Regions from separate parts of the Homo sapiens genome. Here region 2 is linked to region 1. A link is a loop called in an ENCODE intact Hi-C map of the cell type or tissue named here. Cell type or tissue: heart right ventricle. All regions are shown on one strand. Links, peaks and the distances in the headings refer to the core of each region. The heading gives the core; the rest is flanking DNA. Region 1 overlaps SLC39A11 (solute carrier family 39 member 11). Region 2 overlaps SLC39A11 (solute carrier family 39 member 11).

Evidence for each region. Peaks named below come from ENCODE experiments on the same cell type or tissue, not always from the same donor. Only the 100,000 strongest peaks of a DNase experiment are listed, where the experiment ranks them.
Region 2: a loop joins it to region 1, with 4 times the contacts of the local background. A loop is called at or near these places in 6 of 110 quality-filtered maps.

Annotation. Positions count from the first base shown.
Region 1 is chr17:73,004,309-73,012,643 of GRCh38, reverse strand. All of the region lies in intron 4 of SLC39A11 (solute carrier family 39 member 11), which reads left to right. Among named protein-coding and RNA genes, the nearest start is that of SLC39A11, 84 kb to the left of the region's middle. In heart right ventricle, for the core only: no CTCF peak of the experiment used is centred there; DNase peaks (open chromatin) are centred at 3,914 and 4,980.
Region 2 is chr17:73,082,797-73,091,131 of GRCh38, reverse strand. It overlaps SLC39A11 (solute carrier family 39 member 11), which reads left to right. Exons shown (of 10, transcript NM_139177.4): 2 at 2,357-2,475; 3 at 6,286-6,324. The coding sequence starts at 2,368. Among named protein-coding and RNA genes, the nearest start is that of SLC39A11, 5.7 kb to the left of the region's middle. RefSeq lists enhancers at 486-986, 987-1,487. In heart right ventricle, for the core only: no CTCF peak of the experiment used is centred there; no DNase peak of the experiment used is centred there.

The DNA.
Region 1 (8,335 bases), core at 103-8,102:
GGGTGACAGGTTCAGTCCTACTCCTAACCTTAGCATCACACAATATACCTTTGTAACAAACCCGCACACGTACCCCCTGATTCTAAGATAAAAGTTAAAAAAGAAAAAAAAAAACTGGGAAATACTATCTGACCCTTTGCAGAAACAGTTTGCTGATCCCTGATTTAAATACTTATTCAGTCGATCCTTTGTTTAAAAAGTTTTTTAAATTTTTGTGGCTGCGTAGTAGGTGTATATGGGGCACATTAAATGTTTTGATATAGTCACGTATAACGATCACATCATGGAAAATGGGGTATTCCCTCAAGCGTTTATCCTCTATGTTACAAATAATCCAATTATATTCTTTTAGTTATTTTATTTTATTTTTGAGACAGAGTCTTGCTCTGTCACAGGATGGAGTGCAGTGGCATGATCTTGGCTCACTGCAACGTCTGCTTCCCGGGTTCAAGCAATTCTTCTGCCTCAAACTCCCCAGTAGCTGGGACTACAGGCGCCTGCCACCACGCCCGGCTAGTTTTTCTATTTTTTGGTAGAGATGGGTTTTCACCATGTTGGCCAGGCTGGTCTCAAACTCCTGACCTCGGGTGATCTACACGCCTCGGCCTCCCAAAGAGCTGGGATTATAGGAGTGAACCACCGCACCTGGCCATCTTTCAGTCATTTAAAAATGTACAACTAGGGCCAGGGGCAGTGGCTCACACCTGTAATCCCAACACTTTGGGAGGCCGAGGCGTGTGGATCACCTGAGGTCAGGAGTTCGAGACCAGCCTGGCCAACATGGTGAAACCCCATCTCTACCCAAAATACAAAAACTAGCCGGGCATGGTGGTGGGTGCCCGTAGTTCCAGCTACTTGAGAAGCTGAGGCAGGAGAATTGCTTGAACCTAGGAGGCGAAGGTTGCAGTGAGCCAAGATCGCGCCGCTGCACTCCAGCCTGGGCAACAAGAGTGAAACTCCATCCAAAAAAAAAAAAACCAAGAAAACCAGAAAACCAGAGGTACAATTAAATTATTTTGACTATAGTCACCCTGTTATGCTGTCGTATAGCAGGACTTATTCATTCTTTCTACTTTTTTTGTACGAATGATCTTTTGTCTATGTGCCCTGGTGACCTCTCTGTTCAGGGTACCTTCGTCTCCCCGCTCCAGATCATTTTCCACAGGCCCCCAGAGTATCCCACGCAGGTTGTGAGTCTGATTGTGTTTCTGGCTGAAACCCCTTCAAGGGCTCCTCTACCTTCCATTTGCAGTTCTGTTTTCATAGAGTGCTTCCCAGAGTCCTTCTGATCTGGCCCTAACTGCCGTCTGCAGCCTGGTCCCTCCCTGCTTATCTCTTGCCATCCTTCCGGTTTCCTTCCTGTCCCCCCTGCCTTTGCGCCAGCTCTGCCTGGGGCACCGCCTCTGCGGTGTTTTGCCAGACTCTCTTCCTTACCCTTTGGGGTGCATCTTGTGCATTTCTTCCCCACAAGGCTCTCCAGACTTGCCCCATATCTTGGTTTCATTTTGTACTTTCCTCGTCCTGGCCCTTCCCTTCCCTGGGCTGTCATCACCTGTGTGCCTGTGTACCGGGGGCCTGAAGGTGGGGGCAAGGGCACAGATGGGTCATGTCTCTGCAGTGTCCTGTACACTAGCACAGTGCCCGGCACAGAGTAGGTTCTCAGGAGGTATTTGATGAATGAATCAATGAAAGAATAATTGGAGAGGTTGTGAAGATCAGAGGAGATCATTGTTAGGAAAACGCTTCCTTACGGCATCGAAGTTGAAAGTGCTTTACACATGTGAGTTATTTTTGGGGAGCAGATCCATGCCCGTTGCAATTGACCGCTTTTTTGGCCCTACAAACATGAAGCACAGATAATTAAACACGCAGGAGACAAAAAGAAAAGCTTAATCTGAAATTTGCCTGTGTCATTTGATTTTTCATGCCTTATTTACTTTCATAATTATGTTTGCCTAAGAAGCTAGAGACTCATACTGCCATTTACTACAAGCATTTTTCGAGCGACCTTTGAGTAAAGGGTGAGGTGGAGAGCAGGGAAGTTGCCTGTGTTGCTTTAGAAAAAATATTAACATCTAGACCTCCCTCTGGAGGTTCTGACTGATGGTGTCCATGGTACGGCCTAGGTACTTTTAAAAAAGTTCCCGTAAGGACTCTGACGTTCAGCCAAGGTCAGTGACCATTGATTGAAGGCTACCTATAACTCGCTTTTGTTTAGTTACTGGGTTATGTTTCATTCTCCATAATTCAAGTATCTTCCTGTTTCTTTTTGAAGCCCAAGTCTTCTCCTATTGCAAAAGACTAAGAAAAGAGGGAAAGAAGAATTGTCCTGCAGTTGATTAAGTAACAGTCCGAAGATGAAAAGGGAGAAAGGGTCTGGTTGTATTGATTGCAAACTTCAGACCACACCAGAATCACCTAACAAAATGCAGGTGCCGGGACCCCACCCCAGACTCTGTGCCTCAGAAGCTCTTGGGGTGAGGCCCAGGCACCTGCATTTTGAACTAGATCTCCAGGGGACTTAGATGCTCCCTCTAGTCAGAGAACCACAGTCAGTCCAGAAAGGCAGGTAGCAGCACAGCAGGAGTCTGGAAAGCTGTAACATCTGGGAGAAGAGTACCGAAACCTTGGAGTGGAGAGGGCTCCAGAACCTACTCATCTCCTGGGCTCCTTAAAAAATTTGTTGTATTCGATGAGAACACTTGGACACAGGGTAGGGAACATCACACACTGGGGCCTGTCGTGGGGTGGGGGGAGTGGGGAGGGATAGCATTAGGAGCTACACCTAATGTAAATGACGAGTTAATGGGTACAGCACACCAACATGGCACATGTATACATATGTAACAAACCTGCACGTTGTGCACATGTACCCTAGAACTTAAAGTATAATAAAAAAAATTTGTTGTATTGAGATGAAATTCACATAGCATAAAATTAACAATTTTAAATGGAACACTTCAGTGACATTTAGTACCTTCATAATTTTCTGCAACCAATACTGCTATCTAAATTCCACACATTTTCATCACCCCCCCAAGGAAACCCCATGCCTATTAAGCCATCACTCTCCATCTCCCCATTCTTCGCTTACTCTCCACCGCCTGGCAAACACTAATCCACTTTGTTTTTGTGGATTTACCCATTCTGGACATTTCATATTACTGGAATCCTATAATATGTGACCTTTTGGGTCTGATTTCTTTCATTTAGCATTGTGTTTTCAAGGTTGATCCATATTGTAGCATGTATCAAACTTCATTGCTTTTCTTTTTTTTTTTTTTTTTTTGAGATGGAGTCTCGCTCTGTCCCCCAGGATGGAGTGCAGTGGCGCAATCTCGGCTCACTGCAAGCTCACGCCATTCTCCTGCCTCAGCCTCCCCCGTAGCGGGGACTACAGATGCCCGCCACCACACCTGGCTAATTTTTCGTTTTCATATTTTTAGTAGAGACAGGGTTTCACCGTGTTAGCCAGGATGGGTTCGATCTCCTGACCTTGTGATCCGCCCGCCTTGGCCTCCCAAAGTGCTGAAATTACAGGCGTGAGCCACCCCGCCCCCCTGCCTTTTTTTTTTTTTTTTTTTTGAGGCAGGTCTCTCTGTCACCCAGGCTGGAGTGCAGCATTGCAATGGCAGCTCACTGCAGCCTTAAGGGCCCCAGGCTCAACTGATCCACCGGCCTTAGCCTCCTGAGTAGCTGGGACTACAGGCATGTGCTGCCACGCCTGCCTATTTTATTTATTTATTTTTTTTTGTAGTGACAGCATCTCACTATGTTGCCCAGGCTGGTCTTGAACTCCTGGGCCCAAGTGATCCTTCCACATCAGCCTCCCAAAGTGCTGGGATTACAGGCGTGAGCCACTGTGCCTGGCCGAGAACGTCATTGCTTTTTTTGGATGAAGAATATTCCACTGTGTTTGGGCGTGCCATACTGTGTTCCATTCATCCATTGCTGGACATTTGGGCTGGTTCTGCCTTTTGGCTACTGTGAATAGTGCTGCTAGTAAGATGAGTGACCAAGGATTTGTTTGAGCACCGTTTTCAGTTCTTTTGGGTCTATATCCTGGTGTCCCTATAATCAGGAGCACCTGATTAGGTTGAACCTGGTGGGCAGCCAGGCTGGTGGCTCATCTGGCCCACAGCTTGCTGGAGCCACATGTGTGAAGCTCAGCTCTGAATGGGAGGAGCTGGAAGGACACTTGGGCAGTCGGCACGGGCAGAGGGAGCGGCCTGGTCAGGGCAGTGTGGTTGTTTGGGTAGAGCTTCAGGCTAGCTTTCATTGTAAGTGCCTTCACTCTGCAAGGCTACAGAGGAAATAGCCAGAATAATCTTATTAAAAATATGTTTCTGCTGGGTGCAGTGACAGGTGCCTGTAGTCCCAGCTACTAGGGATGCTGTGAGGCTGGAGGATTGCTTAAAGCAAGGAGTTTGAGGCTAGCCTGGACCATTTAGTAAGACCCCATCTCAAAAAAAAAAAAACAAAAAAAAAACAACAAACCCCAACAACAAATGTTTCTTTTTCTTTTTCTTTTTCTTTTTTTTGAGACTGAGTCTCGCTCTGTCACCCAGGCTGGAGTGCAGTGGTGTGATCTTGGCTTGCTGCACCTTCTACCTCCTAGGTTCAAGTGATTCTCCTGTCTCAGCCTCCTGAGTAGCTGGGACTACAGGCTCACGCCACCACACCCCGCTAATTTTTGTATTTATGGTTGAGATGGGGTTTCACCATGTTGGTCAGGCTGGTCTCGAACTCCTGACCTCAGGTGATCCACATGCCTCGGCCTCCCAAAGTGTTGGGATTATAGGCGTGAGCCACTGTGCCTGGCCCAACCACAAATGTTTCTGACGATGTCATTCCGTGTCCAAAATCCTTTGCTATCTTCCCATCAAGTCCAGGCCTTTTTCCTCTTTTTCCCTTTAGCTTGGACTTCGTTCACCGTTCTCCTCCTGGCCCCTCCCTCCTTCCCTCCCTCCTTAGCTTGGGCTCAGGCCAGTCCTCCACCACCCAAACCACCCACCAGCTCCTGCAGCTGGTTCTCAGCACACGTCACACTGTTTGTCTTTTTGAGCCTTTTCTCGTGTTCTCCCTCTGCCAGGAACCACCTTCCTCCTTTTGCTTTCACCAGGCCAAGTCCTTCCTTTTCAGGTTTTGGCCATTGTCATTAGTCCATGATGATGATGGCGTTGCCCTGAGGCTGTGTCTGCTGTGTCTTGCTTTATTTTTTTGAGACAGAGTTTCACTCTTGCTGACCAGGCTGGAGTGCAGTGGCATAATCTTGGCTCACTGCAACCTTTGCCTTCCGGTTTCAAGTTATTCTCCCTCCTCAGCCTCCTGAGTAGCTGGGATTATAGGCATGTGCCACCACGCCTGGCTAATTTTTGTGATTTTAGTAGAGATGGGATTTCACCATGTTGACAGGGCTGGTCTTGAACTTCTGACCTCGTGATCCACTCACCTCGGCCTCCGAAAGTGCTGGGATTACAGGTGTGAGCCACTGCGCCCGGCCCTGTGTCTTGGTTTTGAATCTCTCTGTGGCCCCTTGACTGAGCGCCGTGCTGCGTGGTTGCTTAGCTGCCCATGTCGCTGATGGGCTGTAGGCTCCTTGGGCAGTGGCGTCATCATTCTTGTTTGCCTCTGCATCCCCAGCGCCTGGCACAGAGCCTGACACGGAGGGGCCCTGAAACTGATTTGCTACAGGAAAGAGTGAGTGTTCAGCCTGGAGCTTTATTCATCATTGAATCCTCGAGGCTTAGAACAGTGCCTGGGACATGGAGATGCTGAGGCCCCCTTAATCTCTCCCCTAACAACTCCCGCCGCAATAAACGCTTCCTAAATGTGTGAACGGTTGGGTGGAAAGGAGACTCAATCACGTACTGTCTGCAGTGTGATGACAGATAATTGTATATTCATCATTTTATATCAAGGGTCTTTGTGTTCCTGATAATTTTTGTAGGGGTGCGTGTGTGCATGTGTGTGTGTGTGTGTGTGTGTGTGTTTACAAACTGAATTCTAAGTAAAGCACCCAAGGCTTTGGGTACTTATTGTCTGAAGAATCAGGTGGTCGGGTGAACTAAAGCAGGGTGAACACACTTTTTCTGTAAAAGGTCAGATAGTAAATATTTTAGGCTTTGTAGCCACACACAGCATCTGCTGCTGTCTCTCCCCTCCCCATCCTCTTCTCCCTTCCCCTTCCTTTCCCTTCTCCAAGACCCTTTAAAAATGTAAAACACATCCTTAGCTCGTGGGCTGTACAAAACTGGCTGGATTTGGCCCACAATCCATAGTTTACAAACCTCTGATCTAGAAGATCCATTAAGGCCAGTTCTTTTAAAACTTTGTTTTGTGTTCTCATGTTGGATGTATTTATTTATATGTTGCCCTTTTTCTTGATGATGAAAATTATGTATGCTCATTTTATAAAGAAATGTAGAGAATAAAAACTCCAACAGGTAAGGAAAATACACTTTTAATCTCATCTCATGGACGCCACCCTTATCCATGTGTTGGAACATTGGCTGTCTGAGTATTTTCTGAGCTTTTTTTTCTGTACGGGACATGTCGTGACAATGACTCACAGTCATGGAGTGTGTGTCCTGTCTCAGGCACGGTGCCAGGCTCTCTATAGGCATTGTCTTGTGAGGTAGGTGCTAATGATAATTTTATTTATTATTATTATTTTATTTTTATTTATTTTTTGAGTCGGAGTCTTGCTCTGTTGCCCAGGCTGGAGTGCAGTGGTGTGATCTCGGCTCACTGCAACCTCCACCTCCCAGGTTCAAGCGATTCCCTTGCCTTAGACTCCCGAGTAGCTGGGACTACAGACCTGCGCCACCACACCTGGCTAATATTTTTTGGTATTTTTAGTAGAGACGTGGGTTCACCCTGTTGGCCAAGCTGGTCTTGATCTCCTGACTTCGTGATCCGCTTGCCTTGGCCTTCCAAAGTGTTGGGATTACAGGCGTGAGCCACCATGGCTGAGGTCACTCAGGTGGTGATGTGATCACAGACTCACGTGTTGAGATGGAGCCTCTGTGAGCAGGTCCCTAGGTGGCTGGAGCGGGCAGAGCCTCTGCATATAGAACAGGAAGGTGCTTTGTTGTTGCAGCAGAGCCCAGCCCATCCTGACTGGCACCCTGCACCGCAGAGACACTTGAGCAGCCTCCAAATTAATTGTGAGAGGGTGGCCATGAGGGTTAAATAAAATAACACGCAGAGAGTATCAGACACACAGTCAGGCATGCAGTAGGTATTTGATACGTGTCAGTTCCCTTATATCAGGAACTGTGGAAGCTCCTGGGGATAACTTTTTGGTCCTGTTTCTTATTTGCACAAGTTGTGGGTTCAGGCTTAACAAAACGTTGTGTGTGTGGGCCGGGCACGGTGGCTCACGCCTGTAATCCTAGCACTTTGCGAGGCAGAGGTTGGCGGATCGTCTGAGGTCAGGAGTTCGAGACTAGCCTGGCCAATACGGTGAAACCTCTTCTCTACCAAAAAATACAAAAATTAGTTGTAATCCCAGCTACTTGGGAGGCTGAGAAAGGAGAATCGCTTAAACCTGGGAGGTGGAGGTTGCAGTTGAGCTGAGTTCACACCACTGCATTCCAGCCTGGGGGAAGGAGCGAGACTCTGTTTAAAACAAACAAACAAACAAACAAACAAAACATGACATGTGTATATGTGTTGGGGGGTTAGGTCGGTGTGCTTATGTGCTGTGATCTTCGTGGGGTCCACATTGCAGTGTCTGCTGGTCCTGCCTCTCGTGGACTGTTTGGGTATTCCATGAGCCGATGGCCCCTTTCCTTCCAATATTCCCAAGGGAATGGGCCAGAAAGCTCTGCCCATAACATCGTGCCCTAGGACCACAGTCCATCTTTGCCCCATTGCCTGTGGCCTCTTTTTCTCAGAGAGATTGTTGAAAGCAACAGTTAAGGATCAAATGACTTGACCAGGTGAAGTAGAAACCTCCAGGTGTCTTACGCTTTAACTTCAAATAATGAGACTTATTTTACCCACTGAGCAAGTTGCTAGTGGAGTGCCAACCTGGCAGGATACCTAGGTTATTGCCAGGGCCAGAATTGTAAACCTTCCACATTCGTATGTTGAAGCCCCAACTCTCAGTATGATGGGAACCTTTGGGAGGTAATTAGGTTTAGATGATGTCGTGAGGATGGGGCCCTCATATGGGATTAGTGTCCTTTTAAGAAGAGACACCAGAGAGCTCGCTGTCTTTCTTACTTCACCCTGTGAGGACACGGCAAGAAGACGGCCCTCTGGGAGCCGAGGAGCAAGGCCATGTCAGAACCTGATGATGCTGGCACCCTGATCTCGGACTTCTAGC
Region 2 (8,335 bases), core at 186-8,185, 78 kb before region 1:
TTAATCTTTTGCTTTCCACAGTTTAATGTGCATAAGAATCCCCCATGGAATTCCACAAAATGCAGACCCTGATTCAGAAAGTCTGGGGTGAGACCTGAGTTTCTGCATTCCTAACTAGCTCCCAAGCCGGACCAGTGCTGCTGGTTCTCTGACCACCCTTGTAGCGAGGATTTAAAACAGCAAATAGAGAAGAAACTTCTCCGAGGGGCACTGGGCTTGCATTGCCCGTGATCAATGCTGCTCCTGTTGGGATGGAAAGGATGGTGGCCTCGGTCTTCCCTCTGTGTCCCTTTTTCTTACTCAGGAGGGTGCTCAGATATACATGGGGACAGGCTTAGACGGGTGTTTCCCTATCCCACTAACCACCAGGAACACCCACGAGCTCCCTCTGTTCTGTTCACCAGCCCACAAGATCCACATTGACTTTGGCCTGTTGGCAAATGTAAATTGTTTGCTCTCTTCTGTAGCTGTCAAGAGGCACATTCAAATACAGGAAAGAAAGGTGTTTTTGTTATGCCCTGTCTTGGATGATAAGTACTAAGAGGATGATCCCTTTGTGCTGTTCTTTGTAAATGCTGTTTGAAATTTTGTCCACAGCAACTCGGAATAGATGATTGGTGTAATGGTCCAGATGGCTTGGTTTAAAAACAAAGACCAACCCCTCTTTTTAGGGTGGCTTAGCAAGATGACGGATGTAAAGGGTAGTAGTTTTTTGAAAATGATTTTTTTTTTCTTTAATTGGCGTGGTCACAGTTTTCACAGTTGGTGCAGTTCGTTTAGAGTGCGGGAACTAGAGTCTGATTCCATAGATGCTATTTATCTCAGAGTTTCTGGCACAGGGGCTGAGCCAGGGCTCACCTGGGCTCACCTGGACCTATACCCTTCCTAGGTTTGAGCCTGGGTGTGTTGCTGAGCCGCTTGGCATAAGGGCTGCGTCCACACTCTGCCATGGTTTCCTTCCAGGGTCAATCGAGGCAGCGTCTTCAGCTCTTGATCTGCAGGCTCAGGGCTGCTGGCTCCTCACAGAGCACCGGGAACTGGCAGGGCTGAGCCCAGTGTGGTTGTGTCCAGCCAGCCCTCTGGGTGCTGGCAGACCATCAGGGAGATGAATGAGGCTTTGATATGAGGCCCTGAGCCCAGTGTTTGTGTACCAGAACACAGGGCTTTTCAACAAATGGGTTTCTCTGCCTTGTAACTTTCCACAGGGAGAGATCTGATTGTCATCTCAGATCCAGAATTTTAAGCATGTTAAAGTCTGGAGGAGGTTCTCTGGACTGAAATGAGAGGGAGTGGTACTTCCCTTCCTTTCCTTGGTGGGCGGTGGTGTAACTTCAGCTTCAGCAGCAGGGTGCTGAGTTGACCAGGGGACATTCCATTCCTGGGTCCTTTTGCTTGTCCTTGCTGACTGTCCTGTGCAGGTAAGCTGGCCCTTTTCCATCCAGCACATATTTTTCAGGGGTTACAAAGCCCTATTTTACAGGGGTGCCAAATGTGAAAAAGCACCGTCCCCGTCCTCAAGCAACTAAGGCTGTAAAAGATGGAGGCAAAGCCACACTGAGAGAGGACCAAAGCTGCATGCTAGGACAGGGCTGGGGAAGGCCAGAAAAGCCTTGGTCGTGAGGTTGGCATTATGTGGGCTGCAGAGGGTGCTCCGGGTTCTGATGGCTGGAAATGTGCAAGGAAGGTATTCCAGGAGGGAACTGCATGAACAGGGACTTGGAGGCAGGATTGTCTGGGGCTTGTGGAAGGTGCCATAAATAATTCAGTTGAGCTGGAGTTGGGTGCTCGTGCAGGCATGATGGAGAACGGGATTGGAGAGTCGGGGGTTGGTGGGTATCAAAAGTTGGTTGGTGGAGTTTACCCTTTGGCTGGGCAGGTGCGCTGTTGCAGATGTGATGGGGATTAAGATTGGAAGCGTGTTGACATCACCTGAGCTAGTCACCTGTCTTTGGTGGAGGCTGAGTGCGGATGGTGGGCAAGAGACGGTAGAAGAGGCAGATTATGTGGGGGAGGCTGCATCAGACCCTCCTATGCCCCCTTCTTCTGGAATAAACCACATTCTTTGTGCTTCTCTTTGAAACCACTTTTCAATGTTGCAGCCTTTTTTGTGGATTCCCCTGGCATCTCCCTGTGCCTTCTTTCAGATTAAGACGATTTCCAGTTCCTGGGGGACCTGGATAGAGAAGCCTGACCTGTGTGCTGGGTGGCTGAGGGACACAGATGGCGTGGTGGAAGGGTGCATACGGTCAACCTGGAGGGAGGCCAGCTCCCACACAGGGTGTTAGGACCCGTCAGAATATGCGCCTGTCACTGAAACGGACCACCGGTGGCTGACCCTCTCGCTCCTCTTGCACAGCTGTATCCAGCATGCTCCAAGGCCACAGCTCTGTGTTCCAGGCCTTGCTGGGGACCTTCTTCACCTGGGGGATGACAGCAGCTGGGGCAGCTCTCGTGTTCGTATTCTCTAGTGGACAGGTGAGTTGCCTTGCTTTGGTTCTGGATGTTGGTGGGGAGCCCGTTGGTAAAGGGGCACTGTCCCACTCCATGGAGCAGGTTTGTAGACTTTTCAGTGCCCCTGGCCACACCCCCAGGCATTGTGTACTGGGGTTTGTTCGCTGTCTTCTTATTTTCTCACCTTCTCCCTGCCAGGCCGGGAGAACAGATGTCTGCTTGCTGTAGACACCTTCATGCACCATCATCTCCCCTCTTGACCCTTGACAGCCTGACTTGAAGGGAATAGGAAGTGAGAAGCCCAGTTATTGAGGCTTCGTTAGCCCGCTGCCTAATTTCTACCTGCCATGTAATTTCTTTTCTTTTTTCTTTTTTCTTTTTTTTTTTGAGACAGAATCTTGCTCTGTTGCCCAGCCTGGCGTGCAGTGGCAGGATCTCAGCTCTCTGCAACCTCCACCTCCCGGGTTCAAGTGATTCTCCTGCCTCAGCCTCCAGAGTAGCTGGGATTACAGGCATGTGCCACCACGCCTGGCTAATTTTTGTATTTTTAGTAGAGGTGGGATTTCACCACTGGTCTCAAACTCCTGACCTCAGATGATCCACCCACCTCGGCCTCCCACAGTGCTGGGATTGCAGGTGTGAGCCACCGTGCCTGGCCTGCCATGTAATTTCTTTCAGGCCTGGAGCAAGTGGTACTATGCGTGACCGAAGAACATTAGATTTCAGGTGTAACTGTCCTCCCCTGTGGACTTGAGTTGGGTGGGATGGTTGGAAAGACCTTGGGAGAAGAAGGGGCATCTGTTCCCTTTTTTTTCAACCCATCTCCAGGTTGTTTCCTTTCCCCTTGGGATGAATATAGACAGACCCATGTCCCTGGCCCCCTGCAAACTCTTACTTCTTTCTCCTACATCTTCCTTGTATCCTACTCCCAGTGCCCTCACTCACTGTCATGGCCCCACAGCCTATCTCTCCCTCCTCCCACAACCCCATCCTTACACCCCTTCTACACGCTCTACCTATAGTCCCACATACCCACACTTGCACACATACCCATACCCATATGCCCTCCCCACACCTCTGCACAACCCACACTCACCTCATATACCTGAAATTGCATTCTTTTCTCCAACCCAGATCACCCTCAGTCCGCAGCCCTGGAGCCATCCATGGGTATCTTGATGAATGCACAATCCCTGCATCGATCACCTCGGTAGCCTGAGACATTGTAGAAACGGCAAATGAATAAGTGACTTAAGATCTAGTTCAACATGTTGTGAGGGAGATCTGGAAATGAAAACACCTTTAGGAAGTTCACAAGTCAGGCACTCTTGTGTTAGAGACCAGTACAGCAGGCCTTGATTTCAACAATAAAATCCCGACCTCCCTTGCTGCGCTGCACTGCCCCCGGGAGCTGATGGGTTGGAGACTGGAAATCAGAAAACACACAATCCAGAAACATGGTTTATCTGGAACCTAGGTATATAAGATGCCAAGATAAGTCAAATTCACAGAGACACATTGTAGAATGGTGATTGCCAGGGGCCACAGAGGAGGGCAGAAATAAGTTATTCTTGAATGAGTACAGAGTTTCAGGGTTTTTTGTTTTTGTTTGTTTTTTTTTTCTTTAGACAGAGTCTTGCTCTGTCACCCAGGCTGGAGTGCAGTGGCGTGATCTTGGTTCACTGCAACCTCTGCTTCCCAGGTTCAAAAGGTTCTTCTGCCTCAGCCTCCCGAGTAGCTGGGATTACATGCATACACCACCACGCTCAGCTAATTTTTTTTGTAGTTTTAGTAGAGACGGGGTTTCGCTGGTAACCCCATCCGGCCAGGCTGTTTTATTTATTTATTTTTTATTTTTTTTGAGCTAGAGTCTTGCCCTGTCACCCAGGCTGGGGTTCAGTGGCATGATCTCAGCTCACTGCAACCTCCACCTCCTGGGTTCAAGTGATCGTCCCACCTCAGCCTCCCAAGTAGCTGAGACTACGGGTGTGCACCACCATGCCCAGCTAATTTTTGTATTTGTAGTGGAGATGGGGTTTCACTATGTTGCTCAGGCAGGTTTTGAGCTCCTGACCTCAAGTGATCTGCCTGCCTCGGCCTCCCAGACTGCTGGGATTACAGGTGTGCACCATCATGCCCAGCTGAGTTTTAATTTTGTAAGGTGAAAAGTTCTGTAGACCACATGGCTTCTTTCACTTCAAAGAATGTCCATAGAGCTCATCCACGTTATAACATGTGCCAGAATTTCTTTTGTTTTTAAGGCTGAAGACTATTCCATTGTATGTACATACCACATTTTGTTTATCCATTCATCTATGGATAGATAGCAAAAAAAAAAAAATCTGTATTGAAATAGAAGATGCTTATGGAAAAATGCACATTTTATTAGGCTGGTGCATTTTATTAGGTTTGCACCAACCTAATATAAGTATGCAGCTTGATAACTTTCCACAAGTGCTCATGAAACTAGAGCCCAGATCAAGAAACAAAACAGTACCAGCTCCTCACCTCACAGCCCCTTCCAATCAGGAGCCTTCAGTCTCCCTTCCAATCTCACCATCCCCAACCTTTACTCCAAGGGTCATCTCCCATGTGATCTCTAACAGCACGGATATTTTCCCTGTTTCTGTGCTTTATTTAGATGGAGTAATCATATAGTACGTACTGTTCTGCATCTGGCTGATTTTACCCTACTTGTTTTCCAGTTTCTTTAATGTCCCTGTCTGTTTGTAAGATGTAACTGTAGTATGTGTGTGCGTTCCCATCGCCATTATGGTACCTGTTGTATGAGTGTATCCTAGTTAACATATCCATCCTACTGTTGGTGAGAGTTTGGGTAGTTTCTAGTTTTGGGCTCTTAGCACTGCCGAACATTTTTCTTCATGGGTTTGTTGAATACAAGTGCATTCCTGTCATGGGATTACTCAGGAGTGGCACACATAGTGTTCACCTCTCATCGGTGCTGCCAAATAGTTTGCCAAAATGGTGGTACCCGTTTGCACCGCCATTGTGTGAGGGTTTTTTTTTTTTTTTTTTTTGAGGCGGAGTTTTGCTCTTGTTGCCTAGGCTAGAGTGCAATGGCATGATCTTGGCTCACTGCAATGTCTGCCTCCCGAGTTCAAGGGATTCTCCTGTCTCAGCCAAGTAGCTGCGATTACAGGCATGCATTACCGTGCTTGACTAATTTTTGTATTTTTAGTAGAGATGGAGTTTCACCACGTTAGCCAGGCTGACCTCAGATTCCTGACCTCAGGTGATCCACCTGCCTTGGCCTCGCAAAGTGCTGGGATTATAGGCATGAACCCTTGCACCCAGCCTATTTTTTTTTGTATTTTTAGTAGAGATGGGGTTTCATCATGTTGGCTAGGCTGGTCTTGAACTCCTGACCTCAGGTGATCTGCCCGCCTCAGCCTCCCACAGTGCTGGGATTACACATGTGAGCACTGTGCCCGGCCTGTGTGAGGGTTTTGATTGTTCCACCTGCTCCTCTGCTCCTCACCAACGCTCAGTAATTCCCAACTTGTAGACAGGCTACTTACTAAAGGTTTACAGTTGTAATTCACAGGGAAAGCTGAGTAAGAGACAACACAAGGGCCAAGACAAGCCAAGCACCACTTGAAAGAACGCTTCTGATTGGCTATGGGGTGGGTGGAAAGTTAACCAAAGACTTTCCCCGTGGTTCTTGGCCCATGGTATAAACTGAGTAGCTCACGAGCTCAGGAGTCGGCCAGTCTTTATTTGCGTGGCTCTTTTGGGCCTTATGGTTTCTTCTTGTCCCAGGAAACATCATCTTATTGTCTCTTGGAAACTGAAACATCTTGTTTTGATTTTCAGAGGCGGATCTTAGATGGAAGTCTTGGCTTTGCTGCAGGGGTAAGTAGCATGTAGTAGGAGAAATGGAAATTGAGGCATACTGATTCTGACATGTGTCTGCCAAGGGCTGTCTTCAGTCCCTCCCCTTGCGACCTAGATGCATCTCTGTGTTCCTCAGGCACTAACACCTCCCTCTTATCACCTGCCATATTTATTTCCCAGCTTATCAAATGCCCATTTCTCTTTAGACAGCAATCGAGGTTTATTTGACAGCTGCCTCAGGACTAGGGAAATAAGATCTTATTTGGTAAGGGCCTAGCACAGGCCTAGCCTAATACATAGTTGGCTCTAACTAAATATACTTTTTCCTCCCCTTCTCCCTTAAAAGATCTTTTTTATAGGCCTTTTTTTTTTTTTTTTTTTTTTTTTTGAGACAGAGCCTTACCCTGTCACCCAGGCTAGAGTACAGTGGCACAGTCATGGTTCACTGCAGCTTCAACTTCTCTGGACTCAGGTGATCCTCCCAACTCAGCCTCCCAAGTAGCTGGGACTACAGGCATGTGCCAACGTGCCTGGCTGATTTTTGAGTTTTTGCAGAGATGGGGTTTCACCATGTTGCCCAGGCTGGTCTTGAACTCCTGGGCTCAAGTGATCCACCTGCCTAGGCCTCCAAAAGTGCTGGGATTACAGGCGTGAGTTATGGAACCCAGCATATTATAGACATTGTTAAACATGTAAAAATTGTGGATAGAAGCCTGTAATGCATCCCAGACACCCATCTCCCAACTTCAATCATTATTGACATTTTGCTAATCTCAGTTCACCTGTCCTCCCCAAAACTTCTTGGGAGGTTAGAATATTTTATAAAAGCTAATCCCAGATGACATGTAATTCCACCTGTAAATTCAACACACATGTCTAACTGAATGACTTTTTAAAAATAAACATAATCACATGGCCATTATACCTACCAAATTAATAATTCCTTTTTATGATCTAACATCCAGTCCATATTCAGATTTTCTTCATCTTTCTAAAGGTGTCATCTAATATTGTTTTGTTATAATTGGGGTCCAAACAAGGTTTCTATATTGCATTTGCTTGTTATATCTTTTAAGTCTCTTTAATTTTTTAACAGTTCATTTTTTTTTTCATGCTAGTAATTTGTTGGAGAAACTGGGTCATTTGTCTCTAGAATGTTGGCTGATTACTTCCTCGTGGTGCTGCCTAACTTGTTCCTCAGTCCCCTGTATTTCCTGTAAGCTGAGAGTTAGACCTGGAGTCTTGATTAGTTCAGATTCCATTTTTCAGGCATGAAGATGTCATGGTGCTGTGTATTGCAGATGTATTACCCATATCAAAAGGCGTGTAATATGTGGGTTTCCCTTTTAGTTGATCAGGGTTTGGTTTCTTTCTTCAGTTTTTATAGCCCTGCGATCTGGAAAAACTAGCCTGGAGGTGGAGCCTGCCAGAGGCCATCTGAGTCAGTAGCTGTTAGACTGGAGCCACTGTTCCGTCAAAAACACTGTCCTTTCTGAGCCATACACAGGTGCACAGAGAGTGTTGAGAAAATTAGTTTCTAGGTCCTCAGCTTCCATACGTTCTCTTCCCTATAACTGCTGTGCCTGAGAATGCCGGGGAAGCCAGCCCTACTTTCTTTCCTTCCTTGGCACAGCTTCCCTTTCCCACCTTACACAAGAAAGATGCTCTTGCCTTATAACCTTGTCTCTGGGTGGCATGGTCTTCAGGCAGACATGGAGGGCCCCTTGGAATGTTGGTGCTGGCACGGAGAAAGTGAAGGGCCTTGTCTCTAATCACTGGGCATAAGTCCATTTTTTTTTTTTTTTTTTTTGAAATGGAGTCTCCCTCTGTTGTCCAGGCTGGAGTGCAGTGGCTGGATCTTGGCTCACTGCAACCTCCGCCTCCCGAGTTCAAACAATTCCCCTGCTGCAGGCTCCCGAGTAACTGGGATTACAGGTGTGCACCACCACGCCTGGCTAATTTTTTTTTTGTGGTTTTAGTAGAGATGGGGTTTTGCCGTGTTGGCCAGGCTGGTCTCGAACTCCTGACC